Linked DNA regions of Homo sapiens: region 1 is linked to region 2. A link is an interaction called in ENCODE POLR2A ChIA-PET data of the cell type or tissue named here. Cell type or tissue: PC-9. All regions are shown on one strand. Each heading gives the region's core, and the rest is flanking DNA. Links, peaks and the distances in the headings are about the cores only. Region 1 overlaps TBCE (tubulin folding cofactor E). Region 2 overlaps ARID4B (AT-rich interaction domain 4B).

What was found. Peaks named below come from ENCODE experiments on the same cell type or tissue, not always from the same donor. Only the 100,000 strongest peaks of a DNase experiment are listed, where the experiment ranks them.
Region 1: POLR2A ChIA-PET joins it to region 2 with 5 read pairs; 6 of 35 experiments call an interaction of 5 or more read pairs at or near these places.

Annotation. Positions count from the first base shown.
Region 1 is chr1:235,399,744-235,415,136 of GRCh38, forward strand. TBCE (tubulin folding cofactor E) reads left to right here. Exons shown (of 17, transcript NM_003193.5): 3 at 1,760-1,844; 4 at 14,690-14,875. Among named protein-coding and RNA genes, the nearest start is that of TBCE, 40 kb to the left of the region's middle. RefSeq lists an enhancer at 355-888. In PC-9, for the core only: no CTCF peak of the experiment used is centred there; a DNase peak (open chromatin) is centred at 4,678; H3K27ac peaks cover 973 bases.
Region 2 is chr1:235,191,378-235,206,770 of GRCh38, forward strand. It overlaps ARID4B (AT-rich interaction domain 4B), which reads right to left. Exons shown (of 24, transcript NM_016374.6): 18 at 4,654-4,738; 19 at 2,636-2,834. Among named protein-coding and RNA genes, the nearest start is that of MIR4753, 9.0 kb to the left of the region's middle. In PC-9, for the core only: no CTCF peak of the experiment used is centred there; no DNase peak of the experiment used is centred there.

The DNA.
Region 1 (15,393 bases), core at 4,527-12,526, 210 kb after region 2:
AAGAGGGGGCTGTTGGAACCCCAGCTGTTTGAAGCTGGTCGGTCAGAAGTTCCAGACGCCCAGGCTAGTGGCTGGTGGTCTGACACTATGTCCAGTCAGATAGTGTCAGAATTGAATTGGCGGACACCCAGATGGCATCCCCTGCTTGGTGTGTGGGGAAAACCCCCACACATTCGGTCACAGAAGTCATCTGTGCTGATCGTTGTAGTGTGAGGAATAGTGTAGCAGAGGAAAGACATGGTTTGGAGAGTTTTAACTTATGCAGTAGTTATTCATTTTTTATTTTTCCTTACACAGCAGTTAATTTTTTATTATTTAGAGGTAAGTCTAGAGATTAAAATATGCATCTCTGGTTTACAGAAATCTAGTCTAATAATTATACCTCCTTTTGGACCCATGAAAGACCTTAGAACATGCCATTTATCACCTTCCTAACTCATATGTGTGACATTTTAACCGATGTTTATTTTAAACCCGAAGAACTGATATTATTACTTTACATTGTCTGTATTACTTTAACTTCACCCATATATTTACCCTTTTCTTGCCTTTTATCTCCCCACTCCTTGTATCTTTAGGCTTCTATCTGGTATAATTTTCTTTTTCCTTGAAGACTACCTTTATTGGGTTTTTGCTGAAATTGAAGGAAAAAATTATTTTTCCTCTTTTTTTTTTGAGATGGAGTCTCGCCCTGTCGCCTAGGCTGGGGTGCAGTGGCGTGATCTCGGCTCACTGCAACCTCCGCCTTCCGGGTTCACGCCGTTCTCCTGTCTCAGCCTCCGGAGTAGCTGGGGCTATAGGCGCTCGCCACCGTGCCTGGCTAATTTTTTGTATTTTTAGTAGAGACGGCGTTTCACTGTGTTAGCCAGGATGGTCTCGAACTCCTGACCTCGTGATCCGCCTGCCTCTGCCTCTCAAAGTGCTGGGGTTACAGGCGTGAGCCACTGTGCCCAGCCTTTTTTTTTTTTGAGACGGAATTTTGCTCTTGTTGCCCAGGCTGGAGTGCAGTGGCATGATCTCGGCTCACTGCAACCTCCGCCTCCCGGGTTCAAGTGATTCTCCTGCCTCAGCCTCCCGAGTAGCTGGGATTACTGTCATGTGTCACCACACCTGGCTAATTTTGTATTTTTAGTAGAGATGGGGTTTCTTCACGTTGGTCAGGCCAGTCTCGACCAGTCTCGAATTCCTGACCTCAGGTGATCCGCCCACTTTGGCCTTGCAAAGTGCTGGGACTACAGGCGTAAGCCACTGTGCCTGGGCTTTTTTTTTTTTTTTAATTTTTATTGTAGCCACATACATAACATAAAGTTTGCCATTTTAACCACTTTTCAATTTAACATTTTAAATTGTGGTGAAATATACGTAACATAAAATTTACCATCTGAACCAGTTTTGAATGTACAGTTTAGTAGTAACTACCCTAAGTATCTCATATAAGTGGAATATGGTATTTGTCCTTTTATGGTGGCTTATTTCTCTTAGTGTAATGTCCTCAAGGGTCAGTTTTGTTTAGTGTGCTCAATAAATTTTAGCCATTCTTGTTTTCTGGAGTGGTGGTTTTTGTTGGCTTTTTCACCCAGACATGCTATGGCATTTGCTGATTGAAGTCCTGAGTATAAGGCTAACTTGTCCATTCCCTCCTCCCCAAGTGGTATCTGTGTGATATGGTTTCCGCTGCAAATTGGTATTTGCTTGCAGAAAACTGGAGCATTGCCTGTATCATCATCTGTTACTCATTTGGTTTTTCTTGTTCTGCTAGGACCCTGGTTAGGAGTAGAATGGGACAATCCCGAGAGAGGAAAGCATGATGGGAGCCACGAAGGGACTGTGTATTTTAAATGCAGGTAACTTTTCATTATGAATCAGCACGGTCATTTAGTCAAGATTATATTTAATACTTGAATAAGGAGGGATGGAGAGGAAGAAATGTTTGGCTCATGGAGTAGTTATATTATGGAATTTGTTGTATTCCAAAAAGGCAGTTATTTTATTTGTGGCTTAATTGCTGCTGTTTGTAGCATTTTTCCCTTTTTTAAAAAAATTCTGACTCTTGACCTTATGCATGGCGTTGCTTTCTTCGTCCTTTTTTTTTTTTTTTTTTTTTTTAACAGTCCTTTAAATTGGATGAATGTAAACCTTTCTGGCTCATTACCAATTTACAATCCAGTAAGTAAATAATAGAAAAGAGAAACAGCCTAGATTTCCAGTAAGAAGGAATTGATTACACAAAATACAGAACATCTGAATAGTGGAATGTTGAGCCACCATTAAATAAATTTCTTATCATAGGAAGAGTTACATGTCACATTGCATTTCTTTGTCTTTTTTTTTTTTTTTTTGAGACGGAGTCTCACTCTGTCGCCCAGCTGGAGTGCAGTGGCACAATCTCAGCTCACTGCAACCTCCACCTCCTAGGTTCAAGCAATTCTCCTGCCTCAGCCTCCTGAGTAGCTGGGATTACAGGTGCCCACGACCACGCCTGGCTAATTTCTGTACTTTTAGTGGAGACGAGGTTTCACCATATTGGCCAGGCTGGTCCCGAACTCCTGACCTTGTGATCCGCCCGCCTCAGCCTCCCAAAATGCTGGGATTACAGGTGTGAGCCACCACGCCCGGCCTGTCACATTGCATTTCTATTATTATTTTTGATCGCCTGATGTCAGAAAAACTGCATGAAGCCCTGAAAAGGGTGCTGGGGAGCCTTCAGGCAGAGCCTGTCTTCTAAATTTTTGTTGTTGTTGTTGATTTTTATTAGTTTTCAATTTCTGAAAACGATCTTTCCCTAGTAAGCTGTTTTTCCTTAAGTATGGTACAGTGAACACAATACTGCCCTGGAAATCAGGGGGCCTCTAGCCTGTTTTTAACAGTCTTTTTTGTTTGTTTGGTTGGTTTATTTGTTTATTTTTTGAGACATTGTCTCGCCTAGACTGGAATGCAGTGGCATGATCATGACTCACTGTCACCCTGAACTCCTGGGCTCAAGTGATCTTCGCGCCTCAGTCTCCTGAGTAGCTGGGACTACAGGCGTGCACCAGCACACCCAGCTAATTTAAAAAAATAAAAATAAAAAAGAGATGAAGTTTTTCTATGCTGCCCAGGCTGGTCTCAAACTCCTGGCCTCAAGCGATCCTCCCACCTCGGCTTCTCAAAGTGCTGGGATTACAGATGTGAGCCACTGCACCAGCCCCACTTTTAACAGTCTTTATGGTCCTGAACAAGACAAGTTTACTAACCTTTAAAATGAAGGTCAGAATTAGGTAACCACACAGCATATCTCCTGGTCCACTATTTCATAATTTTAGAAAGTCAGGGTGTTCTTAAAAGGCCAACTCTACTTGTAGACTTGCCATCTCTGAATTTGTTCAGAGCTGTTCAGGTTATATGGTTAGGGAGAAATATTTTAGCCAGGCCCACAGATTCCTTAGGTACCTGGACCATGACCTTACAAACCCTCCAGTGAAAGGACTTTTTTCTTTTTTTTGAGATGTAGTCTCACTCTGTGGCCAAGGCTGGAGTGCAGTGGCGTGATCTTGGCTCACTGCAACCTCCACCTCCCTGGTTCAAGCAATTCCCCTGCCTCAGCCTCCTGAGTAGCTGGGATCACAGGCGAACGCTACCACGTCTGGCCAATTTTTTTGTATTTTTAGTAGAGACGGGGATTTCACCAGGTTGGCCAGACTGTTCTCGAACTCCTGACCTCAGGCAGTCCACTGGCCTCGGCCTCCCAAAGTGCTGGGATTACAGGTGTGAGCCACCACCCCCTGTGAAAGGACTTTTTATTTGGAACTTACCCCAGCCTACTTCCTTCTTGTAAAAGCTTGCCCAAATTGTCCATACTTTTATGGTCTTTAATGGTCTCTGGATACAGTGATATTTTCAAAGTCTTGGTTGCTCTGAGCAGAAAAATCAAGAATTGCTTCAAGTCCTGGGTGATGCAGGGTTTGTCCTGAAATGCTAATGGGAAGCCTTGGTTCAGGGACATTGAGTCAGTATAGTCATGCATTGCTTAATGAAGGGGATGTGTTCTGAGAAATGCCTGTTAGGTGGTTTCATCATTGTGTGAACATCATAGTATACTTAACAAACCTGCGTGGTGTAGCCTACTGCACACCTAGGCTACTGTATGGCATAGCCTATTGCTTTTAGGCTATAAACCTGTACAGCATGTTACTGTGCTGAATACTGTAGGCAATTGTAACACAATGGTAAGTATTTATCTAAACATAGAAAAGGTACAGTAAAAATAAAAAATTGGCCGGGTGCGTTGGCTCACGCCTGTAATCCCAGCACTTTGGGAGGCCAAGGCAGGCGGATCACGAGGTCAGGAGTTCAAGACCAGCCTGGACAATATGATGAAACCCTATCTCTACTAAAAATATAAAAATTAGCCAGGCGTGGTGGCGGGCGCCTGTAGTCCCAGCTACTCAGGAGGCTGAGGCAGGAGAATTGCTTGAACCTGGGAGGTGGAGGTTGCAGTGAGCTGAGGTCGTGCCACTGCACTCCAGCCTGCGTGACAGAGCAAGACTCCGGCTCAAGAAAAAAAAAAAATTAAGCAGTGTGGGGTGGTACGGGTGGTATGTGCCTGTTAGTACCAGCTACTTGGGTGGCTGAGTCATTAGGATTGTTTAAGCCCAGGAGTTTCAAGACCAGCCTAGGCAACACAATGAGATCTCATCATAAAAAAAAAAAAGATAGAAAATGGTATGCCTGCATAGGGCACTTAGCGTGAATGGACCTTGTAGGACTGGAAGTTGCTCTGGGTAAGTGAGTGAGTGGTGAGTGAATGTGAAGGCTGGGACATTCTTGTACCCTACTGTAGACTTTGGAAACACTGTAGCCTTAGGCTACACTAAACTTAGAAGTTTTTTCTTTCTTTAATAATAAATTAACTTTAGCTTCCTGTAACTTTTTTATGTTATAAACTTTAAATTTTTTTTTTTTTTGGGATGGATTCTTGCTCTGTCACCCAGGCTGGTGTGCAGTGGCATGATCTCAGCTCACTGCACTGCCTGGGTTCCAACGATTCTCTTGCCTTAGCCTCCTGAGTAGCTGAGATTACAGGCATGCGCCACCACACCTGGGTAATTTTTGTATTTTTAGTAGAGATGGGATTTCACCATGTTGGCCAGGCTGGTGTCGAACCCCTGACCTCGTGATCAACCCTCCTCAGCCTCCCAAAGTGCTGGGATTATAGGCGTGAGCCACCATGCCCGGTACTTTTTTTTTTTTTTTTTTTGGAGACAGAGTCTTGCTCCGTCACCCACGCTGGAGTGCAGTGGCACAACCTCGGCTCACTGCAACCTCTGCCTCCCAGGTTCAAGTGATTCTCCTGCCTCAGTCTTCCGAGTAGCTGGGACTACAGGCGCATGTCACCATGCCCAGCTAATTTTTGTATTTTTAGTGGAGACGGGGTTTCGCCATGTTGGCCATTCTGGTCTCGACCTCCTGATCTCAGGTGATCTGCCTGCCTTGGCTTCCCAAATTGCTGAGATTATAGGCATGAGCCACTGCACTGGACCTGAGCCTTCTTCCAGAATACCTCCTGAAGGACCTGCCTGAGGGTAGTTTACAATTAACTTTTTTTTTTTTTTTTTTTAATAAGTAGGAGTTTGCTGGGCACAGCAGCTCATGCCTGTAATCCCAGCACTTTGGGAGGCTGAGGCAGGAGGATCACCTGAAGTCAAGAGTTCGGGACCACCCTGGCCAACATGGTTAAACCCCGTCTCTACTAAAAACAGAAAAATTAGCTGGGCATGGTGGCATGCACCTGTAATCCTAGCTACTGGGAAGGTTGAGGCATGAGAATCACTTGAACCTGGGAGGTGGAGGTTGCAGTGAGCCAAGATCACACCATTGCACTCCAGCTTGGTCAGCAGAGTGAAACTGTGTCTCAAAAAAAAAAGAAAAAATAGAAGGAGTACACTCTAACATAATGATAAAAAGTATAGTATAGTGAACACTTAAACTAGTAACATAGCCATTTATTATCATTATCAAATATTATGTACTATACATAATTGTATGTGCTATACTTTTATGTGACTGGCAGTGTAGTAGGCTTGTTTACACCAGCATCACCACAAACACGAGTATTATGTTGTACTACAGCATTAAGACAGCTACAGCTTCACTAGGAGATAGGATTTTTTCAGCTCCAGTGTGATTATGGGACCACTGTAGCATATGCGGTCCATTGTTGATCTACACGTCATTATGTGGTGCATGACTGTATTTGGATTCTTAGCCTTGGAATAACTGCTTACTTCATTATATCGTCTAGTGTTGTGTTGTCATGCCTAAACATTTACATAATTGAAGTACATATTATCTTATTATAAATAACTTTTTAAAATTTAAATAGGCACTTTGTTGACATTAAAAAATTATATGAGTAGGTAATGTTATCTGTGAATTCCATTTCAGGATATTTATGGGGCAATACAAAAGAGATCATTGGGTCTGAAGTGGTGGAGAACCACTGGTCTGGACTACAGGAATTTAACTGGTCCTTTAGAGTTTGATGATTTCATGTCATGTTTTAGTTTCTCTGATCTCTTTTGTAACCTAAGGTAAATATAGTAATCTCCTGAGCTATTATTACCCATAATTAATATTTGTAACATTAGCAATTAATAGTGGTTTACAGTGTCAAAATAAAAATAAAATGTGCAGATGAATGTCTAAGTGTAACATTTTATTTGGGAAGCAAGAATTGCAGTTCAGGGCATCCGCACAGACTAGATCGTCTTTGGTATATCCAAAGAACAAAGAACAAAGAGAAACGTGGATTTTTTCTTTTAGTTTTTGAGACGGAGTCTCACTCAGTCGCCCAGGCTGGAGTGCAGTTGCACCATCTCGGCTCACTGCAACCTCCGCCTCCCGGGTCCAAGCGATTCTCCTGCCTCAGCCTCCTGAGTAGCTGGGACTACAGGCGCCTGCCACTACACCTGGCTAATTTTTGTATTTTTAGTAGAGATGGGGTTTCACCATATTGGCCAGACTGGTCTCGAACTCCTGAACTTTTGATCTGCCCACCTCGGCCTCCCAAAGTGCTGGGATTACAGGCATAAGCCACTGCTCCTGGGCTTTTTTTTTTTTTTTTTTTTTTGAGACGGAGTTTCGCTCTTGTTGCCCAGGCTGGAGTGCAATGGCGTGATCTCGCCTCACTGCACCCTCCTTCTCCCAGGTTCAAGGGATTCTCCTGTCTCAGCCTTTTGAGTAGCTGGTATTATAGGAAAGTGCCACCACGCCTGGCTAATTTTGTATTTTTAGACAGGATTTCTCCATGTTGGTCAGGCTGGTCTCGAACTCCCGACCTCAGGTGTTCTGCCTGCCTTGGCCTCCCAAAGTGCTGGGATTATAGGCGTGAACCACTGCACCTGGCCCCCGCCTTTTTTTTTTTTTTTTGGACGCAGGGTCTTGCTCTGTCACCCAGGTAGTAGTACAGTGGCACAATCATGGCTCGTTGCAGCCTCAACCTCCTATGCTCAAGCAGTTCTCCCACCTCATTTTTTGATTTTTTTGTAGAGATGGAGACTCCCTATTTTGCCCTGGCTGGTCTCAAACTCCTGGGCTTGAGTGATCCTCTTACCTCGGCCTCCCAAAGTGCTGGGATTACAGGTGTTACCCGCCGTGTCCTGTCTAGTACATTTTATAAAAAGGAGAAATGTTACATATTGTTCTGAAAGAAAGTTCATTGGCACTAGTCAAGTTTTGGAGAGCTGGCTAGCAAGCTCTGATTGGTGAGTGACAGTGGTGGGTAAGATTAGTCTTAGAGTCACGGCAGATTGTTTTAGTAGCTATTAAATAAAACTGGCTTCAGGTTACAACAGGCAGTCTCAGCAGCTGGGCTTGTAATAAACTGAATTCTTGGAGCAGGTGTTGTGTGCCCCGAGCACTTTTTCCCCTTGGTCCCTTGACTCTGATTTAGTTGGGTATGACAAGAATGACCCAGTTTCTGTAATCAACTTTCCCAAGATTTATCCAAGATTTATGGCCGTGCGCCAGTCACCCGTGTCCTTCCTAGGTACTCCTGCTCTCTACTTCTTGTTGAAGGGGTAGTTGAGGGGTTCAAATATGGTAAGTAACCTTGAAGTCCTCTTTACCTTGTCCGTAGACAGCAGAGTGGTTTTCAGTTTTTTTTTTCTTTCAACCTAAACCCCAGAGTATGCTCTGAACAGAGCTGTGTGTGTCAGTATTCTGCCCACTCACCTTTTATTTCAGTGCTTCTGTTTCCAAGCAATGGTAGAAGTTCTCTTTTCTGGTGAGAAATAAATCTTAAAATCTGACTTTTCTTCAACACTAGGGAGCAGAATCTAACTTTAATACTTAGCATCAGAGAGGTCGTGCTGTTCCAGCCTGTGTCTGTGGTAATGGACATCTTAGGAAATGGATGGTTGACAATTTAAGAAACAAAGCCCTAGCAATAAAGGATAAGTGTTTGAAAGAAAGGATAAATGTTTGAAGTGATAGATACCCCATTCACCCTGATGTGATTGTTACACGTGTGCCTGTATCAAAATATTGTATGTACCCACAAAAATTAAAAATTAAACTAAAAAAAGAAAGCCCTTGATTTATTCATCTTTTGTGTGTCATAAGCCAGTTGTAAAGTGTTTTGAGGATCTTGGCTGAGCATTAATGGATTGGTATAAAATATTCTCTTGGTGTGGTGTAAAGTGTTGGAAGATTTTTTTTTTTTTTTAATCAGGAAATGTAATGATAGTATGTGGGCAAGGCGCATCTCTGTTCAAAAAGGTGGTAGCTCTGCTTCATTTTTGGAAGGTTTTCTTGAATCAGAGCAAAATCATAATTGTGTCAACGCAAAAGCAGTTGAGATGAATATTAAATTCAGCTGATTAGAGAAGCAAACAAAAAGAGCAGTCTACAGCAAGGTGCTTATCTACTGTACTGCTTTACTCACAGGAAAACAACCTCTCTGGGTCAGCTCTTTAGATGTTACAGCGCTGAACACTGCACGAAAGCTGAGTTCTCCTCTCCTGATGAACAGCTAGTTATGCAACCTTGCTGAACACTAAACATTCCTGAAACAAACAGGGTATCAAGATCAACAGTATTTATTAGAAACTCCCCAGAGACCTGGCCTTTTCCAGTAGCTTGTATCCAAAGCTCCAACAAGAAAGAAGCTTACTGTGGAAGTCTGGGAGTCTGTTGGGGACCCTTTACCTTTGTGTAGTGTTGCCAGATTCAGCAAACAAAAATACCAAATGCATAGTGAACTTTGGATTTCAGATAAACAGCCAATCTTTTTTTTTTTTTTTTTTAGTATAAGTATGAGACATGCATGGGGGCATACTTACTTAAAAATGATTTGCTGTTTATCTGAAATACAAGCTTAACTGAGCATCTTCGATTCTATGTGGCAGTCCTGATGGGGACATAGGACAGAATGAATCTTGATAACTGGGTTTTATGAGCACATGCTGTTTCCACAAGGGCCATGGGTCAGGATGATGATTTTACCAGCAGCATGTGTAATTGGTAGGCAGAAGGAGGAAGGAACCTGAACAGGCCAAATGCTTCCAAGAGAAACGTTTTTGGACACCCCTCCCTGTATTCTCCTCCTCACCAACATTTTTCTCTTTAGACATGGTTTGGAATTTCAGTGTTTGGATACAGTTTCTTAATATATTAATGTAGAATCTCAGTGGAGTCTATGTAAATTATTACAGTTTACCTCTTGGAGATTTGTTGTTATTGATGGGCACCCATTCAGCTAGGGTTTTTCACTATTTGTTGAGGCTGTTTTGTTTTCTGAGAAACCTGCTGGAAATGTTCCAGAAAATATTGATCTTTAGTGTTAGTCTTTGATCTGTAAAGGGCATAGCATCCGTTTTGCAACTACCTAACAACATTCCTAACTCTCCTTTCATCTGCCTGCAACTAAACTCAACAGTAATAAAGATCTGTTCATGACTTCTTGTTTTTTTACCATGGTTTTAAAACTTGTTTATTACCACTGTTTTAAAAAGTGTAGATTTAGGGCCTGGCGCCGTGGCTCATGCCTGTAATCCCAGCACTTTGGGAAGCCGAGGTGGGCGGATCACTTGAGGTCAGGAGTTCGAGACCATCCTATCTAACACAGTGAAACCCCGTCTCTACTAAAAATACAAAAAATTAGCCAGGCGTGGTGGCGGGTGCTTGTAGTTCCAGCTACTTGGGAGGCTGAGGCAGGAGAATGGCGTGAACCCGGGAGTTGGAGATTGCAGTGAACCGAGATCGTGCCACTGCACTCCAGCCTGCGTGACAGAGTGAGACTCTGTCTCAAACAAAAACAAAAACAAAAAAAACAGAAACAAAAATTAGCCGGGCGTGGTGTTGCACGCCTGTAATCCCAGCTACTCAGGAGGCTGAGGCAGGAGAATTGCTTCAACCCGGGAGGCTGAGGCAGGAGAATTGCTTCAACCAGGGAGGCTGAGGTTGCAGTGAGCCAAGATCACCCCACTGCACTCCAGCCTGGGCAACAGAGGGAGACTCTATCTCCAAAAAAAATTATAATAAAGGAATAACGAATGGCTACTCCATAGGCAGAACAGTCCCGAGGACTGCTGGGTGCCCATTTTTATGGTTATTTCTTGAGTATATGCTAAACAAGGGGTGGATTATTCATGCCTCCCCTTTTAAGACCATGTAGGGTAATTTCCTGACGTTGCCATGGCATTTGTAAACTGTCATGGTGCTGGTGGGAGTGTAGCAGTGAGGATGACCAGAGGTCACTCTCATCTCCATCTTGGTTTTGGTGGGTTTTAGCCAGCTTCTTTACTGCATGCTGTTTCATCAGCAAGGTCTTTAATGACCTGTATCTTGTACCGACCTCCTAGTTCATCCTGAGACTTAGAATGCCTAACAGTCTGGAATGCAGCCTGGTAGGTCTCAGCCTTATTTTACCCAGCTCCTATTCAAGATGGAGTTGCTCTGGTTCAAACGTCTCTGACATATTTCCCCCCTCCCTTTTACGAGAGAACCCTTAATCCTAAGGGCTGCAGAGGGATGAAGATCCACTTTCTGTAACTTCTTTATGCTGAACAGGGGTGATGATATTCCTGCCTAACTGTTGGGTCTCTTGCATTCAGGGTAGAGGAGCTCAGTTCGAAAGCGTTGGTATGGCGAAGGCCATTCATAACTCTTGAGTTCCGACAAAAGGTATATCTGGAAGATTAATAAGTGTTCAGTTTAAGAAAACATTTAGTAAGCTTATCCTGCATTCCTACACAAAGAGTATAATCACAGCAATATATTCCACAACAGTAAAATAAAAAAAATAAAATTATCCCAAGTAAACTGAATTAGAAAGTTTTCCATGAACTGGGCAATTGTTTAAATCAAGCTAATAAGGAGTCACTAGCCAATTCCAATATGTGCCCAGAATTAGAATAACATTACCCATCACTCTTGTTTCTTCTGAGCAGCAGCCAGAGATCACTGGTTGGTTCACAGGAATAAGTGGGATCATTCTCTTGTCTTCCATAGGTCTGTGGGACACAGGTCAGGAACTGTGTAGACAAGGAGTGAGGCCAGTTTTCCCAAGCGGCTTTTATTGGCTCTATAAGTCAAGTTTGATTCCATAAAGGAACACACACCATTCCAGTTGAAGCCTTGGTAAAATAAGCAGTTTCTCCACTTGTGTCCCAAGGTCACCCAGTCAGTGCTGCAGACTATTTCCTTTGGGTTGGGGGGCGGGTCCCCTCAGTGTCCTCCTTTCTGTGGTTCGCCAGAAAGATGTTACCAGAAAGGGGTCCTGATCCAGGCCCCAAGAGAGGGTTCTAGGATCTTGCAAAGGAAAGAATTTGAGGGGAATCCATAGAGTAAAGTGAAAGCAAGTTTATTAAGAAAGTAAAGGAATAATAAAGAATGGCTACTCCATAGGCAGAGCAGCCAGTAAACTAGGCTTGTAACTTAAGAGACATGTTTAACTTACAGAAACAAATCACTGATGTGTGTGTATAAGCCATGAGAGAGATATGGGACTTAATTTTGCTACAAAAGAGGATTTAATTTCCTGCATAATCAGCTTCCCCCTATTCCACTGAATTAATTTCATCAACATACAAGGTGGATATTTTCTCCTGTCTTAAGCAATCTCCCTCCTTTGACCCCTGTGCCCCTTCAGGACAAGGGTAGGCTGTGCTCACTTGCCTCCCAGTCTTTGGAACTCACCCTCGCTGGGCTTTGCCCTATTGCCCCACCCAGACTGCTCGTAGGAAAGGTTATGTTCATGTTGCTGGATTCAGTGGCAAGGCCTCAGCTGTTACCTTACCTGACCTGGTTTTAGCATTGGACATGGTTGTTGACTTTCTTCATTGGCTTCCAGGACACCACACTCTCCAAGTTTCCCTTCCCATCCCTTTCCCTTCCCATCCCTTTCCCTTCTCCTCCCCTTCCCCTCCCCTCCCCTCCCCTTCCCCCCTCCCCTCCCCTCCCCCTCCCCTCCCCCTCCCCTCCCCTCCCCCTCCCCTCCCCTCCCCCTCCCCTTCCCTCCTTTCCCCTCCCCTCGTTTCCATCTGTCGCCCAGGCTAGAGTGCAATGATGTGATCTCAGCTCATTGCAAGCTTCACCTCCTGGGCTCAAGCAATTCTCTTGCCTCATACTTCCAAGTAGCGAAACTCCAGGTACCAGCAACCATGCCTGGCTAATTTTTGTATTTTTAATAGAGGCAGGGTTTCACCATGTTGACCAGGCTGGTCTCAAACTCCTGACTTTAGGTGATCTGCCCACCTCAGCCTCCCAAAATGCTAGGATCATAGGGGTGAGCTACCGCACCTGATCTCAAACTCCTGACTTTAGGTGATCTGCCCGCCTCAGCCTCCCAAAATGCTAGGATTATAGGGGTGAGCTACCGCACCCAGCCCACACTCTCTAAGTTTCTAACTCCCTCCTGGCCACTTCTTCCCAGGTTGGGGATTGGTTTTAACTTTTTGGGATCACAAGTTCCTTTTAGAGTCTGATCATCACTGTGAACCCACATCTTAGAGAAAACTGTACGTATGTTTATGTTAACAAAATTTATCACAAATATTAGTTTTCATCCTTTTCAATTATTATTATTATTATTTTTTTGAGATGGAGTTTTGCTCTTGTTGCCCAGGCTGGAGTGCAATGGCATGATCTTGGCTCACCGCAACCTCTGCCTCCCGGGTTCAAGTGATTCTCCTGCCTCAGCCTCCCCAGTAGCTGGGATTATAGGCATGTGCCACCACACCTGGCTAATTTTGTATTTTTAGTAGAGATGGGGTTTCTTCATGTTGGTCAGGCTGATCTCGAACTCCTGACCTTAGGTGATCCGCCCTTTTCAGCCTCCCAAAGTGCTGGGATTATAGGCATGAGCTACTGTGCCTGGCCAGAATTATGGTGACTTCTAAAAAGGTCTGATTTCTTTCTTTAAGAGTTAATGGTTGTTGCCTGGGCAACGTAGTGAGATGTTGTCTCTTAAAAAAAGTACGAAAAGTGTTAGCTGGACATGGTTGCTTGTACCTGTAGTCCTAGCTACGTGGGAGGCTGAAGAGGGAGCATTGCCTGAGCCCTGGGAATTGGAGGCTGCAGTTAGTTATGGTTGTGTCACTGCACTCTCACCGAGGTGACAGAGTGAGACCCCCTTTCTTTAAAAAAAAAAAAAAAAAATTAGGCGTGGTGGCTCACGCCTGTAATCCCAGCACTTTGGGAGGTCAAGGCGGGAGGATCACTTAAGGTCAGAAGTTCAAGACCAGCCTGGCCAACATGGTGAAACCCTGTCTCTCCTAAAAATAGAAAAATTAGCCTGGGTGTAGTGGCACATGCCTGTAGTCCCAGCTAATTGGGAGGCTGAGGCAGGAGAACTGCTTGAACCCAGGAGGTGGAGGTTGCAGTGAGTCAAGATTGCGCCACTGCACTCCAGTCTGGGCAATAGAGTGAGATTCTGTCTCAAAAAAAAAAAAGAAAAAAAGTAATGATCGTAAGCTGAAATAGTGTTTATAATACAATTTTGATCAATTTATAGAGTTCACTGTTTCTTCTTTTTTTTTAAGTGACAAGGTCTCTCTCTGTTACCAAAATAAAAAATAAATAAGTAAATAAATAAATAAATGATTTTGTATATAATCCACCTACGATTTTTTTTTTTTTTTTTTTTTTTTTAGATGGAGTCTTGCTCTGTCACCCAGGCTGGAGTGCAGTGGCATGATCTTGGCTCACTGCAACCTCCACTTCCCGAGTTCAAACAATTCTCCCGCCTTAGCCTCCCTAGTAGCTGGGACTACAGGTGTGCACCACCACGCTGGACTAATTTTTGTATTTTTAGTAGAGATGGGGGTTTCGCCATGTTGGCCAGGCTGGTCTTGAACTCCTGACCTCAGGTGGTCCTCCTGCCTTGGCCTCCCAAAGTGCTGGGATTACAGTCATGAGCCACCGTGCCTGGCCACCCCCATGGATTTAATACTTCTGTTTTTTCTAATGTGAATTGTCAGTTTCATATTACTTGTTAGTTTATTTAAAGGGATTTAACATGCTTGCATAAGATCATAACCCTTTATGGTCAATCATACTGATTATATATTATTTTAGTATGTGATATTCTCTTTTATGCTAATTTTGATTTTTTAGCATGTAGAAATTTTTGAAGACCTTCAGAAAATTGTATTTATGGCCTTTCTTGGTGGGTAATATTTTCTGTGTTTCATTTGCTCTTCTTTACCAGGCACCCGACAGGAGGATCCTTTATTCGTCCGAACAAGGTAAATTTTGGAACAGACTTTCTTACTGCAATTAAGAACCGCTATGTGTTAGAAGATGGACCAGAGGAAGATAGAAAAGAGCAAATTGTTACAATTGGAAATAAACCTGTGGAGACTATCGGTTTTGACTCTATTATGAAACAGCAAAGGTAAGTGGAGTTTATAACGGCAGAGCTGACTTTTATGGTTTTATTAAGGTTCAGAATTGAAATACCCATGACTGTATATGGATGCTCATGACTTTGCTCCTAAACTGGTTTATGGTTCCACAGAAACGGAATCAAAATCTGAGGAATCCAAGAATTATTTAGGGAAATTAAAATTCTTATGTTAGCACAGGATTGGTAGATTTATCCAGTTTGCAATTGAAATATTTATTGGCCCATTATTACTATTCACATCATATTATCTCGTGTTGACTAAGTAACCAAGGCTGACGTTTGGGTTCTTTTCTATTTCATGGTGATGATGGTAAGTTGGGAATGGAAACAGCAGTCTGAATTGTTCCCTATGCCGTGGAGCGTGCTGGTGCCGTCTGTTAATAGTAGGGAGTAGTTCTCACCTCGGGCTGCACATCTTCATCACCTGGGGAGCTGTGGAACATGCGGCATCCTTGGTCCCATCCCAGATCTGCTCAATCACAATTTTGGGATATGGGCTCTAATGC
Region 2 (15,393 bases), core at 790-8,789:
AGCTGGGATTACAGGCACCCACCACCACACCCGGCAAAGTTTTTGTATTTTTTTTTTTAGTAGAGACAGGGTTTCACCATGTTGGCCAGGCTGGTCTCAAACTCCTGACCTCAGGTAATCTGCCCGCCTTGGCCTCCAAAAGTGCTGGGATTACAGGAGTGAGCTACTATGCCCAGCCAAATGTGTCAGATATTCTAACTGTAGTGGACCCCTAGGTTTATCAGAACTGGCTTATGACCTGTCCAACTGAATTCTCTAGAGGGGCTTTTGTAAACTCTCAGAGAAGCTAAATCTGAAATCAGAGTATGACTTAGAATCTCTATTCAGGTAACATTCTCAGAAAGCCTTCATCTGAGCCTTCTTATAAAACTAGGCTTATGCTTGTTACTCAATTTTTAAAAAACTAAAAAACAGGCTGGGTGCAGTGGCTCATGCCTATAATCCTAACACTTTGGAAGGCTGAGGCAGATGGATTGGATTGCTTGAGTCCAGGAGTTTGAGACAAGCCTGGGCAACAGGGTGAAACCCCATCTCTACAAAAACTACAAAAAATAGCCTGGCATGGTGGCACACACCTGTAGTTCCAGCTACTTAGGAGGCTGAGATGGAAAGGTCGCTTGAGCCCAGGAGGTCACTTGAGTCGTGATAGCACCACTGCACTCCAGCCTGGGTGACAGAGCGAGACTCTGCCTCAAAAACAAAAACAAAACAAAAAAACACCCTAAAAAAATGAAGTAAAATAAAAATTACTTAGGAATATAAATATAGATAATTCAATTCTGAAGAAAAGTAAAGCAAGGATTACACAAAAGTCCAGACTATAATTACTTCTGGGAGGAGACATACTACGAAGTAAAATAAAAATTACTTAGGAATATAAATATAGATAATTCAATTCTGAAGAAAAGTAAAGCAAGGATTACACAAAAGTCCAGACTATAATTACTTCTGGGAGGAGACATACTACATGTTTTAAGTAAATAGTATTTGATTGCTACTGTGGAGACATACTAGTATCCATATTATTACTGTTCTTTAAACTATACATGTATTTTCCATGCACTATTTGCATGTAGGATACATGGGAAAATTTTTTAAAAATCAATTTAAAAATATTGCCCTAATTAGTACAGTGGTGAGTAAATAAAAATATAGTACAGCATTTGGTTTATAAAATAATGAGTTAATATAAACACACATCTACAATAAGAAACAAAAACTAGCTTCTATTAACATTCAAAATAAGTAAAAATGAAACCTCTTTTAAGTTATGAGAAATGATAAGATATTTTTATGGAGATCCATTCTTTTATCTCATAGATATGTCCCCTTCCCTGCCAGTCAGATTTAATAAATCTCTGCTCCAATCCTCATTGCTTTTATTACCTATACTTCATTTTGCCTTAAATACTAAGCAATAATCCCATCATAAAAGAGGTCATGTCAGGCCAGGCGCGGTGGCTCACGCCTGTAATCCCAGCACTTTGGGAGGCCAAGGTGGGCGGATCATAAGGTCAGGAGATCCAGACCATGGTGAAACCCCATCTGTACTAAAAATACAGAAAATTAGCCAGGCGCAGTGGCGGGCGCCTGTAGTCCCAGCTACTCAGGAAGCTGAGACAGGAGAACAGTGTGAACCCGGGAGGTGGAGCTTGCAAGTGAGCTGAGATTGCGCCACTGCACTCCAGCCTGGGTGACAGAGCGAGACTCCGTCTCAAAAAAAAAAAAAAAGCAGTCAGTCCAGGTGCAGTGGCTCCTGCCTGTAATCCTAGCACTCGGGAGGCTAAGACAGGCCAATTGCTTGAGCCTAGGAGCTCGAGACGAGCCTGGTCAACAGGGCAAAACCCCGTCTCTAGAAACAATATAAATATTAGCCGGGCATGGTGGCATGCGCCTGCAGCTCCAGCTCCTTGGGAGGCTGAGGTGTGAGGATCTTTAGAGTCTGGGAGGTTGAGGCTGAAGTGAGCTGAGATTGCACCACTGTACTCCAACCTAGGCTACAGAGTGAGACCCTGTCTCAAAGAAACAGAGATCATAATAGTCATAATCAGGACAAACAAAGTTTGGTGTTCTTTACAACAACTTGTCAGTATACTTTTATGGTCTGATGTTGTATAACACAAACTATGCATTACATTGCAACAGAAAGGATGGCACAGAAAAGATTAAAAAACTAAAGTAACAATGCTAAAAGTTGAATATTAAATGTTAACCAAAATTTTATGGTGCCCTTGGATCTACTAGTAATAAAAAATTTGAGGCCTCAATCAATGGCTGATTTTATTTCAAGTACAGGTTGAACATCCCAAATCCAAAATCTGAAGACTCCAAAATCATACACTTTTTGAGTGCTGACGTGATTCTGAAAGGTAACGCTCACTGGAGCATTTCAGATTTAGAATTTTCGGATTTGGCTTGTGGAATGCAAATATTCCAAAATCAAAAAAAAATCTGAAATCCAAAACATTTCTGGTTCCAAGAATTTCAGTTAAGAGATATTCAACCTGTAATAAGAGAGCAAACAAAACTCTGGTAGAAAAAACAGTAGTTGGTAATGTCACTGAATTACCTTTATAGAACTTGACTCATAAATTAAAATCAAATACTTGCACAACAGAACGATTGTTATGTTTACCTTGAAGTCCATTAAGGATCGAAGTAATTTCTATGGACTTAATATGAGCAGTATCAGAGTTTTTGGCATCAGTGAGATCCAGTTTGGATACCATTTCAGGAGATGGATTTGTCTGAAATGGTGGTTTGGACAAGCGCCGAAGTTTACAGTTTTTTGGAGAGTATTTTTCATCTTTGTCTTTTTCTTTGTCTAATTTATTCTAGGTTAAGAAAAAAAGTATGTCGTAATTTATCATAAGGCATTTATCAGAAACAATGTTAATGTCCACTTTTAACTCACTATTACAGAATATGTTGTTAAATATTTAACATAAAAAGAAAGAACATAAGAAGCCCCTCAAAACAGCCAGATTTTTAAAGCTACTTAACAAAATACTACACAGGATGATCAAAAGGTTTTGTATTTATACTTTAATAACGGGAATCAAATTAGCAATCAGATAGGTGATTAGGACTAGCAAACCTACAACTTGCTCTTCAGAATTAAAATCACAATACGTTTAAATTAAATACTAACTAAAAAAAGAGGCCAGGTGAGGTGGCTCACACCTGTAATCCCAGCACTTTGGGAGGCCGCGGCAGGTGGATCACCTGAGGTCAGGAGGTCAAGACCAGCCTGACCAACATGGAGAAACCCCGTCTCTACTAAAAATACAAAAGTAGCCGGGGTGGTGGCGCATGCCTGTAATCCCAGCTACTCGGGAGGCTGAGGCAGGAGAATCGCTTGAACCTGGGAGATGGAGGTTGCGGTGAGCCAAGATCGCGCCATTGCACTCCAGCCTGGGCAACAAGAGTGAAACTCCGTCTCAAAAAAACAAGAAAAAAAAGAAACGATTGCAACGTGGTCATTTTAAAATCTCACTATATGTGGGTTGGGAATGACAAAATTCCAGGTACTTTTGTAAAGTCAAGTCAGGGGCAACCTTCCTACCTCAGTGATATATTAATGTTTTGAGAAAAGATGAGAAATTTTCTCAAATTATTTGTTTACAAATAGATAAGCAAAGGCCGATATATTTCCTGGAAACTACTCTTAAAAATTTTGTTGATTTATAGGAAAAATAAGCTCTCTGAAGCATGAGTTAGCAGTAAGCACTATAAATTTTGAGTGAGAGTAATTCTCCTAAGGATGGTACATATCTAGTATCATTCCAGATGCATAGAAGATGCTAATCAAACATTTAGGAAAATTTAGTCTTAGAATGAATAATTCTATCATACATAAAAGTAACATTAATTTTCCATATGAGCTCCTAAGTAAATCCTCATGGCATTTTCGTGGTTAATAGGATCCTGTGGGGCTGGGCGTGGTGGCTCACACCTATAATCCCGGCATTTTGGGAGGCCAAGGCGGGCGGATCACCTGAGGTCAGAAGTTCGAGACCAGCCTGGCCAACATGGTGAAACCCCATCTCTACTAAAAATACAAAAATTAGCCAGGTGTGGTGGTGTGTGCCTGTAATCCCAGCTACTCGGGAGGCTGAGGCATGAGAATCGCTTGAACTGGGAGGTGGAGGTTGCAGTGAGCCGAGGTTGCACCACTGTACTCCAGCCTGGGCAACAGAGCGAGACTCTGTCTCCAAAAAAAAAAAAAAATCTTGTGAATATATTCTAAGCCACTGACTATAATCAGATAAAGAAGAAGAGAAAAAGGAGTTGCCAGATAGCCTTTTCTTCCTTGGAATGGTTTACAGCTACAATAATAACCTATGTCTCTCCAAGTCACACTGCCTTATGGCTCCTGGTTGGGAACTAGAGGGGAAGGAAATGGCAGAAATAGATAAATAAAATCTGGTTGAATGGCTTTATATAATGTTGGGACTGAAAAAGTCTCAAAGATCATCCAGTACTGTTTCTAAAATGCTTTCCCTAACCTGACAAAATTAATTATATACAAATCTAGCATTTGAAAAATGTGCTATTTCAATAAAGTGTAACACTAACACATATTTAATTGCATCATTTGGAGGAAAACTTCTTTTTAAGAGCTAATAGTGTGTAGTAAAAACAAGCACTTACCTTTATTTTCTTCCGATGTTTTATCTTTGGCACATTTTTATCAGCAGGTCTTACTATTTTATCTGCTTTAATCCATTCATCGTATCTAAAATTAAAGGAAATTAATATAAATATGTACAATATATACCACGGAAATAACCTATGCCATATTAAAGAGAAACTCATATAGAATCTTGACATTTTAGAAGGGAAAGGACCTTGGAAATCATCTCAGCTTCCTGGTTTGAAGAGCAAGCTACCAAGGCACAAAGAGAGGGAGGTAATAACTTGCCCATGGACTTAAAGTTAGCTACTGGCCGAGCCAAGACTAGAGAGCATGATCTCATGATTCCTCAACTAGCACTGCTTACTCGGCTACAACAAAGAGAAACTGAATCTGTACAGTAAGTATTAAGATAAATCACAGTATTTTCTACATTTTGTTTTACTTTGTTTCATTCTTAAGCAGCAGGTAGGCAATTTTTCTCTAGACACATCAGAGAGCTAAGGTAATAGCTTCAGTTTTAAATGGCATTGTGTAATAGAAAAGCACCGTATTACAGCCAGGCACAGTGGCTCACACCAGTAATCCTAGCACTTTTGGGAGACCAAGGCGGGCAGATCACGAAGTCAGGAGATCAAGACCATCAACGCTAACACGGTGAAACCCCATCTCTACTAAAAATACAAAAAATTAGCCAGACGTGGTGGTGGGGGCCTGTAGCCCCAGCTACTCAGGAGGCTGAGGCAGAAGAATCGTGTGAACCCAGGAGCGGAGCTTGCAGTGAGCTGAGATCGCGCCACTGCACTCCAGCCTGGGCGACAGAGCGAGACTCTGTTTCACAAAAAAAAAAAAAAAAAAGAAATAAGAAAAGAAAAGCACCATATTGTAACGTATGGATAATGCAAAATCAACTAGAAAAAAAAAATGCTTGCTCATAAAATACCAGAAAAACATTACTCTGCAAAGTTTTTCAGTATTCTGAAATGCTCCCTACATGTACAGACAGCTGAGTCAACAGCTGTGATGGCCTCTTGATTCAATGCTGATGGTCTTCACAATTTCATAGGGTGCAAATTACTATTAACTGCAATAAAACTATTTGTTTAAAGCAAAAAAAAAAGAATGACAGTTTATTCGTTCTTCATTCATTCAAGAATTATAACAGCTAGAAGAAGTAAACATTAAAAACTAATTGACATTCTCTTTTTGTGTTCAAAGTTATATACATTACTCATAGAAAACACAAAACTCTAGAACATGGACACCTGAAAACGAGCTTTTAAATTAAAATGTCCTCATTGTTAGAGGTATTAAAAGGAAGTAACAAAGTCCCCAAATCAAGAAGTAAATGACTTGAGTCATTACTTGACTAATAAATTATATTCTTACTCTAGCATAGGCCTGGAAAGTATCTGTAGCAAACTCCTGGGCAGTTACTCTGCTGGTACAAACTACTGGCTTGTAGCCAGTAAAAGCCAGAAAAGCTGAGGATTCATCCCCATGCAAGGGGTTCTGTTTATATGCTGGAAGATGCTGAGGGCCGTAATAAGAATAAGAGGGAATGGAATGAGCTTTAGGACAGACTTAACATAATCCCTGCTTCCTAGTTATGTGGTCCTGATCAACTCATTCTCAATCTAAGGCTTAGTTTATTTCTGTATAAAATAAGACTACAATTTAAAAACAAAATAAAAAATAATGGTACATACCATATATGGGTTTTTTTGTAGAAATATATGGTAAGTACTGGTGTAAGTACAAATATATGGTAAGTACTTTGAAAAGCTTTAAAGTAAGTATTCTTCTACTAAATACACTCCTTTTGGTACTTCTACCTGGCACTGTAGCATCTATCCATATATTTGCAGCAGTACTTTTACCTTTCCTATTAATATCGAAAATTGTATAATGCTTAGGAAAGCAATTTACTTCCTTCCAAAATCGGGGGCATGGTGGGAAACGAAAAGAAAACACCTCCATCCTCTGTAGATTTCAGTATGAACTCCTAGAAGTTGCTCTATTAGAAGAGTTATGGAAAGAAGAAGTCAAGATATCAACTTTGTTTTTAAAAGAAAACAAAACAAGCTTTCTAATTTTTTATGAGAGAAACTGAAGTCAGTTCATGATGGCTGCACATAACATTAATGTGAGCTAAACAAAGTTATAATCATGTTCTACCTTTCTTAACCAAAGGCTATCTGTTCTGTAGCTAGTTTTATACCAGACATGTTTTACTATCAATAAAAAACTGACTCAATTCAACCTGGGTTTTATTATCAATTATATTTTGAAGTAGGGTAAAATAGTAGTTTTCAATTTAAGAATACATGCATGATATTGCACATTTGTATATTTTACATGCAACACCAAACACATCAAACAAGGAAAAACAGTTACTGCCTCATGGGTAAGGCCACTGTGATAAAGGAAGATTCCTTTATTACTCAGATATAATGTATGTTGTTTAAATTCTCTTAAGAACAAGGTGGCAAGAACATACACATAAATAATAAAATGATGGATGCTTGGTATGGTACAGGCTGGGGCCCACTGCCTAAGCTCTGTAAATCCTATATGGTAATCATGTTCTCTTCTACTCAATTATAAAAGAAGGATGGTACAAGAGGACTGGATGTCAGAAAAATGTTAAGTAGTTGAGTTTAGATGTCAAAAGTGTGTTGGAGCAGGCAGGACACACACACAAAAATAAATTCTTAAATTAGATGAAACAAACTACATACATAGTTGTAATTAACAGTATGGCCTTACTATTCTGGAAAATTTTTGTTTTAAAATTCTCATGGGGCCGGGCGCAGTGGCTAACGCCTGTAATCCCAGCACTTTGGAAGGCTGAGGTGGACAGATCACCTGAGGTCAGGAGTTCGAGACCAGCCTGGCCAATATGGTGAAACCCTGTCTCTACAAAAACACAAAAATTAGCCAGGCATGATGGCGCATGCCTGTAATCCTAGCTACTCGGGAGGCTGAGGCTGGAGAATCGCTTCAACCCGGGAGGCGGAGGTTGCAGTGAGCCGAGATCGCGCCATTGCACTCCAGCCTGGGTGACAGAACAAGACTCCGTCTCAAAAAACAAAACAAAAAAAATTCTCATGGAATACTCTGTATGGTTTTAAGAAATTCCCTGAAAACTTACTATAGAGTAATAATGTAATCTAACAGCAAACATAATGTATAATAATATTACATTATATTTATAGATCTAACTTAACAGATCTATAAATATTAGCTAATATTATGACTCTTCTGTTATTTGGCTTCTTTCTATTCTACTTTCTCAGTGCTTTTATTTGTTTAATTCAGGCCCTTGTTTTGACACTAAGTTTTTGCATTTTTTTTTACCTTGCCAATTATGCTCTTTGTATAAAACACAGTTACACAATATTGTTACTGTTATCAAAACTAATAACTTTTAGAACTAGAGCATATCTTAAAAATTTATCAGGGCCTTTATTTCACAAGTTAAGAAATTCCAACAATGAAAGTGAAAGACAGTGCTTGCCAAAAAGCACTCCTGTGGAGAATTAGAGAAGAGAAGGAAATGGACTGCCCGGGAAAAGATTCTAACACGAAAATAACGGTAGGGGGCATTCCAGGCCCTATTCAGAGTAAGTTTAGTGAAGAGTGAGAGACCAGTGGCGTGAAGAGGAAGAAAAGGAGAAAATAACATGTGAGAATTTTGGTTGGGGAAGCTTTTTCGAATTACAAATGTCCTTACCAAATACAAGCTGAGATCACTGACACAAACATATTGGCAGACAAGTATTTCAAAACCTAATGAGACGTTAAATAGCACTTTAGTTGTCTGATAGATCTTACAAGAAAAATAAAGATGGTCAGAAGATTAAATAACTATAACTGATCATTGCTTTTAAAAATAAGAAATGTTCCTTCCGTATATGTAATTACCCATTACAATACTACCCAAGTGTTCCTTCTATTTTCTCTACAGGATATTTTCAAAGAATAGGGAAAAAAAAAAAAAAAAGCAAATTCATGTGGGGAGGCCGGGCACGGTGGCTCACACCTGTAATCCCAGAACTATGGGAGGCCCAGACAGGCAGATCACCCGAGGCCAGGAGTTCGAGACCAGCCTGGCCAACGTGGTGAAACTCCGTCTCTAACAAAAAGATAAAAATTAGGCCGGGCGCAGTGGCTCATGCCTGTAATCCCAGCACTTTGGGAGGCCGAGGCAGAGGTGGGCAGATCATGAGGTCAGGAGTTCGAGACCAGCCTGGCCAACATGGTGAAACCGTGTCTCTACTGAAAATACAAAAATCAGCCAGGCGTGGTAGCGGGCGCCTGTAGTCCTAGCTACTTGGGATGCTGAGGCAGGAGAAGAGCTTGAACCCGAGAGGCGGAGGTTGCAGTGAGCCGAGATCGCATGCCACGGTACCCTAGCCTGGGTGACAGAGCAAGACTCATCTCAAAAAAATAAAATTCATGCGGGGAAAAACTCTACATGAAAACCCCATATTTCCTACAGACATTAAAATTATATAAGAAAGAACGTCTTAGACTGGCATAATTACTGGTGCCAATTAATTTAAGAAAGCAATATTAGTGGGTCAAGATTTCTCATTCCTTACCAAAGAAGCACAGGCTTCAAAGAAGAATTTACTTCAGAACTACAACAAAAAGCTACAGTTAATCCTACTTCTTCTTTATAAATTTAGACTTTTAAAAATACAGTACATTTAGTATATATTAAAAAGAGACAACACCAAATTTACCTTAGACATAATAGATAAGAAAATAGTCAATGCAGATAGAAAATGGGAAATTTTAGCTCAAGTTCACATATCTTGAATTTCATAAAAAATTAAAATAGGCCAGGCCCGGTGGCTTATGCCTGTAATCCTAGCACTTTGGGAGGCCGAGGAGGGCGGATCACAAGATCAGGTGTTCAACACCAGCCTGGCCAACATAGTGAAACCCCGTCTCTAATAAAAATACAAAAAAAATTAGCTGGCTGTGGCGGCGGGCACCTGTAGTCCCAGATACTTGGGAGGCTGGGGTAGGAGAATCACTTGAACCCAGGAGGCAGAGGTGGCAGTGAGCCAAGATCGCACCACTGTGCTCCAGCCTGGGTGACACAGCGAGACTCTGTCTCCAAAAAAAATAAAATAAATAAAAATAAAGTAAAACAAAATAACTGGAAAGGAAGTGGCAAAGAGTGAAACTGCAGCTAAGAAATAGAAGGCCATAAAATATTTCTCAATTTCTCCTTGGGGTACCACGTCAAGTAAGATATCTATTCATCCCCGAAAGTACATTCTTAAGGAATACGAGAATCTTCTTTTTTTTTTTTTCTTCTTCATACAGAGTCTCTGTTGCTCAGACTGGAGTGCGGTAGCGCCATCCTGGCTCACTGCAGCCTTGACCTCCCAGTATCAATTGTCCCACCTCAGACTCCTGAACAGTTGGGACTCCAGGCATTCACCACCACACCTGGATAATTTTTTTATATTTTGTAGAGAGAGGGTGTCACTATGTTTCTCAGGCTGGTCTCAAACTCCTGGGCTCTAGTGATTCGCCCACCTTGGCCTCCCGAAGTGCTGGGATTATAGGTGTGAGCCACCGCATCTGGCGGAATACAATAATCTTAGTAAGTAAGTTAAATACAAACCTTTTGGTTTTAAAATGCTTCCAGACCAGCCTGGCTAACATGGCGAAACCCCATCTCTACTAAAAATACAAAAATCAGCTGGGCACGGTGGCGCATGTCTATAATCCCAGCTACTCAGGAGGCTGAGGCAGGAGAATCACTTGATCCCAGAAGGCAGAGGTTGCAGTGAGCCAAGACTGCACTACTGCACTCCAACCTGGGAAACAGAGCAAGACTCTGTCTCAAAAAAATATGTAAAATAAAATAAAATAAAATAAATTGTCTTGCAATTTTAGATTCAAGCAATACAGTTTTCTGAAAATGTGAAAATTCAGGTAGACTGGGTTGTTATTTTATATATATGTGTATATAATATATACATATATATACACAATATATACATATATATACAATCCAGGATAGTTTATCTATCCTGGCTTTAACTGGTCTTAACCTTTAGGAATTATGATTACAAATCATAATTGGCCTTTTCATAATAACAGGAAATAAATTAATTTTGCAGGGCACAAGGGAAACAGCATTACTAAATGCTTCCATTTAAAAAGAAATACTGAAATAAACAAAAAGTATTGAAACAAATATTAAAAACAAATATTGAGTTAGAAAATTAAGACAGTGATTAGCCTATACTTTTTCAATTCAGTTATCAATACAGTCAATGTAATTAATTCTACAGATGGAATCTAAACAAGTATCTTATTGAATATTTATCTAAAGTACTAAGGAAAATATTTCCAAGGTATATATATGACTTGTCTGATAATATTTCTATTGAGATCACTTAACATTCAACTAACAAAACATAAAATAACATATGCATGATAAACTCATTTAACTTCTGAAGATCTAGTATGTTCCCTGACCTACATAAAATGAAGTACAATGAAAAAAAAATTTTTTTTTTTTTGAGACGGAGTCTTGCTCTGTTGCCCTGGCTGGAGTGCAATGGTGCGATCTCAGCTCACTGCAACCTCCGCCTCTCAGGTTCAAGTGATTCTCCTGCCTCAGCCCCCTGAGTAGCTGGGATTACAGGTGTGTGCCACCACGTCCAGCTAATTTTTGTATTTTTAGTAGAGACTGGGTTTTGCCATGTTGGCCAGACTTGTCTTGAACTCCTGACCTTAGGTGATTTGCCTGCCTCAGCCTCCTGAAGTGCTGGGATTACAGGCGTGAGCCACCACACCTGGCCGTAGAATGAAAAATTATATGAGACTCCAAGACCATAAGTACACATGTGGACGTATTCATTTGACAAACACCTCTAAGGTATCTATTATGTAATAACAGAGTCTGCTAGGCACTGGGTACTCAGCAATGAATCAACAAACACAGCCCTTGCCTGCGAGGAGCTTACAATTCAACAAAAGAAGACAATACTAAACAGTAATGACAAATTGTGAATACAAACGTGAAACTTTCTGAAAGAAGCCACCACACAAATATTTGATTTTTCAAATGTTTAAAAATATTCATACAAGGCTAAAAGATACCATTCAGAGACCACAGCATACTTGCTCTCACCACAGAAAAATTGGATTTCTAAAAAGAAAACTTTATGGCTTTTGTACAGATGCATTGGCAAATTATGTAAGAAATCATTTTGTAATAATAAAAATGGAAAAGAACATTAGTCGACCAGATATACTACCAAAATGGTTAATATGCCCACATCAATTCAGCTTTTGGTTCTTCTTAAACCCAATTTTAAAAGAAATATTATCAGCATATAGTTAATATATACCTAAAAAGCACAGTCTTAAGAGATTTAAAAATAAACAGCATGCAGAATAAAGGTATTTTAAAAATAACTTCGTAAGTAAAATCAAATTAATATAAACTTGAAACCTCACTCTTTGAAATATGTATAGATAAGATAAAAATCTAATAACCAACCATTAAGTAAATGTTAAAATCATCTATATTTTGCTTTCTATAATGAATAGATTCATTTAATAATTGTTGCACAATATGTATTTTATATCTTGCCTCTCTATAATCAAAAAAGTTAATGTATGTCATATAATTAACTTACTTAGTTTTTAAGAACCTCACATCTAAAGTGGAAATTTGTACTGTCTTAGTATGGAAAGGGATTTCCCCACCTGAATTAAATAAATAAAAGTATGACAAAATAATAGAAAAAAACACCAAGTCAAGATAAAAAGCAGTGTTAATCATTATTAATTATAAACTTCATAAGCAATTTTATCAATATTTACCTACTTTATGAATTTTATATAATCTCAATTTATATGTATTTTAATCTGACTATCTAAAACAAGATATATGAAAATAACAACTGATCACAATTAATACTTTTAATCATGTATCTACAATAAAATGAAACAAAAAAGTAGTATATTATTCAAAAATAAAATTCCTGCCGGGTGCAGTGGCTCACATCTGTAAGACTAACATTTTGGGAGGCCAAGGCAGGCGGATCATGACGTCAGGATTTCAAGACCAGCCTGGCCAGCATGGTGAAACCTCATCTCTCCTAAAAATACAAAAATTAGCCGGGCATGGTGGCACACGCCTGTAGTCCCAGCTACTCGGGAGGCTGAGGCAGGAGAATTGCTTGAACCCAGAAGGCGGAGGTTGCAGTGAGCCAAGATCATGCCACTGCACTCTAGCCTGGGTGACGGAGCGAAACTCCGCTTCAAAATAAAATAAAATAAAATGAAATTCCTAAGTATGATATAAACATTTCATATTTCTACTTCATATAACACTTAAATCTACATCAGAGAGACAGCGATGGTATTCCTCACACTTAAGAATATAACAGCAGAATGACAGAACCATAAATATTATAGCATAGTCATATTTAAGAGTTGACATAAACAGCTCAACGGAATGGTATAGTAATTATATCAATAGGTTTTCCTAAGCAATGTAACGCTATAAAATGAAACGGAAGTATAGGTCTTTAGGCAGAGGTAATATGTAATAATAAGAACACTAATACAGCATTTTACCAAAGCGTACAAAGACAACTGCAAATGGTTAACTGTGCCATTAATTGCATATTGTAATGCAGATGCTAAGTTTTTTAAATTCCCCAAAAGTGTACTTTGTTAATATTTGATAAATGTATGGAATTAGTTATTTGTGCGTACTTAGACAAAAATATCAATGTACCTGCCAATCTACGAAACTACTGAATGAAACAGGTCCAAGTTTAGTAAACATTCTAAGATGAATACACAAAGAAAAATTAAAGCCCATTTGAGTACAACACATAACTGAATTATCATCTTTTTTTCATGAAGGAAATGTTTATGTTCATTTGTACTCAAAATCTATGGTTAACTCAAAAGCCACTCTCTTTTAATACAAACTTACAGATAATGGAAACCACTGTCAAATGGTCATTTTATAGGCCTCTGACTTCTGTACTATAGAAACAACGCAGACAACTTCCCAGGGTACCTTGCTTTCTATCATTACCAGGACAATTATTTCAAAGAAAATGAGTAGAACAACTTTGTACTCTATTTCAATATTCCTAAATCCAATGGCATACACAACTCAAGTACAGCAGGGATCAGATTACATGGAAATAAGAAAGAAAAAAAATGAAGGACACAAAACATTTTAGAGCAGGAAAGAACAAAGAAATTAAGCTGAAAAGTGACTTAAAAATTTTTTAAGGACAAAAGGAGACTAAGAATAGCTAAAAAGTAACAGAAAATTAATATTTCCAATCAAATTCATTCCAGTCTCTCAGTCTCGACTCCATTTTGTTTGCTAAGAGATGAGCTCTTTATGTAACCCAAAGAGGTCACATATATCATATACAAATATGAACTCAGATTAGAACAACAATGTAAACATTACAGCTAAAACTATAAAGTTCTTAGAAGAAAACATAAAGGAAAATTTTCAGAACACTGGATTTGGCAATGTTTCTTTGGAAATAACATCAAAAGCAGAGGCAACAAAAGAAACATTTGCAATCATGTATCTGATAAGGGAATAACATCTAGAATATATGAAGAACTATAATTCAACAACAACAAAACAACTGACCAATTCAAAAATGGCAAAAACTTGAAGGGACGTTCCTCTAAAGAAGATATACAAATGGCTAATAAGTACATGAAAAAATGTTCAACTCTACATTTCAAGTACATGAAAAAATGTTGCATTAGGAAAATGCAAATCAAAAAAGCACAATGAGATAAACAGAGAATAACAAGTGTTGACAAGGCTGCAGAGAACCTGGAACCCTAACACATTGCTGGTGAGAATGTAAAACGGTGTCGTCTCTGTGGAAAAGTTTGACAGTTCCTTAGAATGTGAAACACAGAGTTATATATAAATGAGGTGAGAAGCAGCTCCAGTGAGAGGGTCAAGCCATATCTGTCCCAATCCCCTATTATAGGTATCACTTTAAAAAACCAGTGGCTTTTATTTGGATTTTACCTTCTGCTCTACTTCCATTTTGTTGTCAGGAGGTCCAATTTAGTTCAACATTCATTTAGTACTTATCATATGCCAAATGAATACTTTTCTAGATGTGGTAAGGGATATTAGGAGAATAGATATGAAACAGAAATTTTTTTCATATTTTAAAATTAAGTTCACTTTTGTAATAATACATAACGTAGTCCTAATGTAGAAAGCTTGAACGATGAAGAAAAAAAGAAAAGGAGGGGGAGGAGAGTTGAAGGGAAAGAATTTACCCAGAGTCCTAGGTGAAAGTTATATTCCAGATCAAATTCCTTTGGCTCGGAAAAATAATTTAGAAAAATTCAATATCAGAATTGTGACTCAAGTTAGGATTGGAAAAATAGGAACAGAAACCAAAAAAATGTTAAATGGATATCAGAAAGAAATAGGGGAAAAATTAGAAGGGAGAAAACACATAAAGATGAGGAAGACAGAAAAGATAATTGAGGAGTGGTTTCTTAATTTTGAGAAAGGAAGAAAAGGAAAATAAACAAGAAAAATGGTTGTAGCTGGAGCAGCTGGAGCCCAAGCAAAGCATATCACGGAAGGAGTGATCAACTGACTGTAAAGCCACTGATAAGGTACGTAAGAGGGCAAGAAAAGCAGGAGGAATTTATCTACAAAGGGTCACTAGTGTTCCTGGTAAGCACAGTTG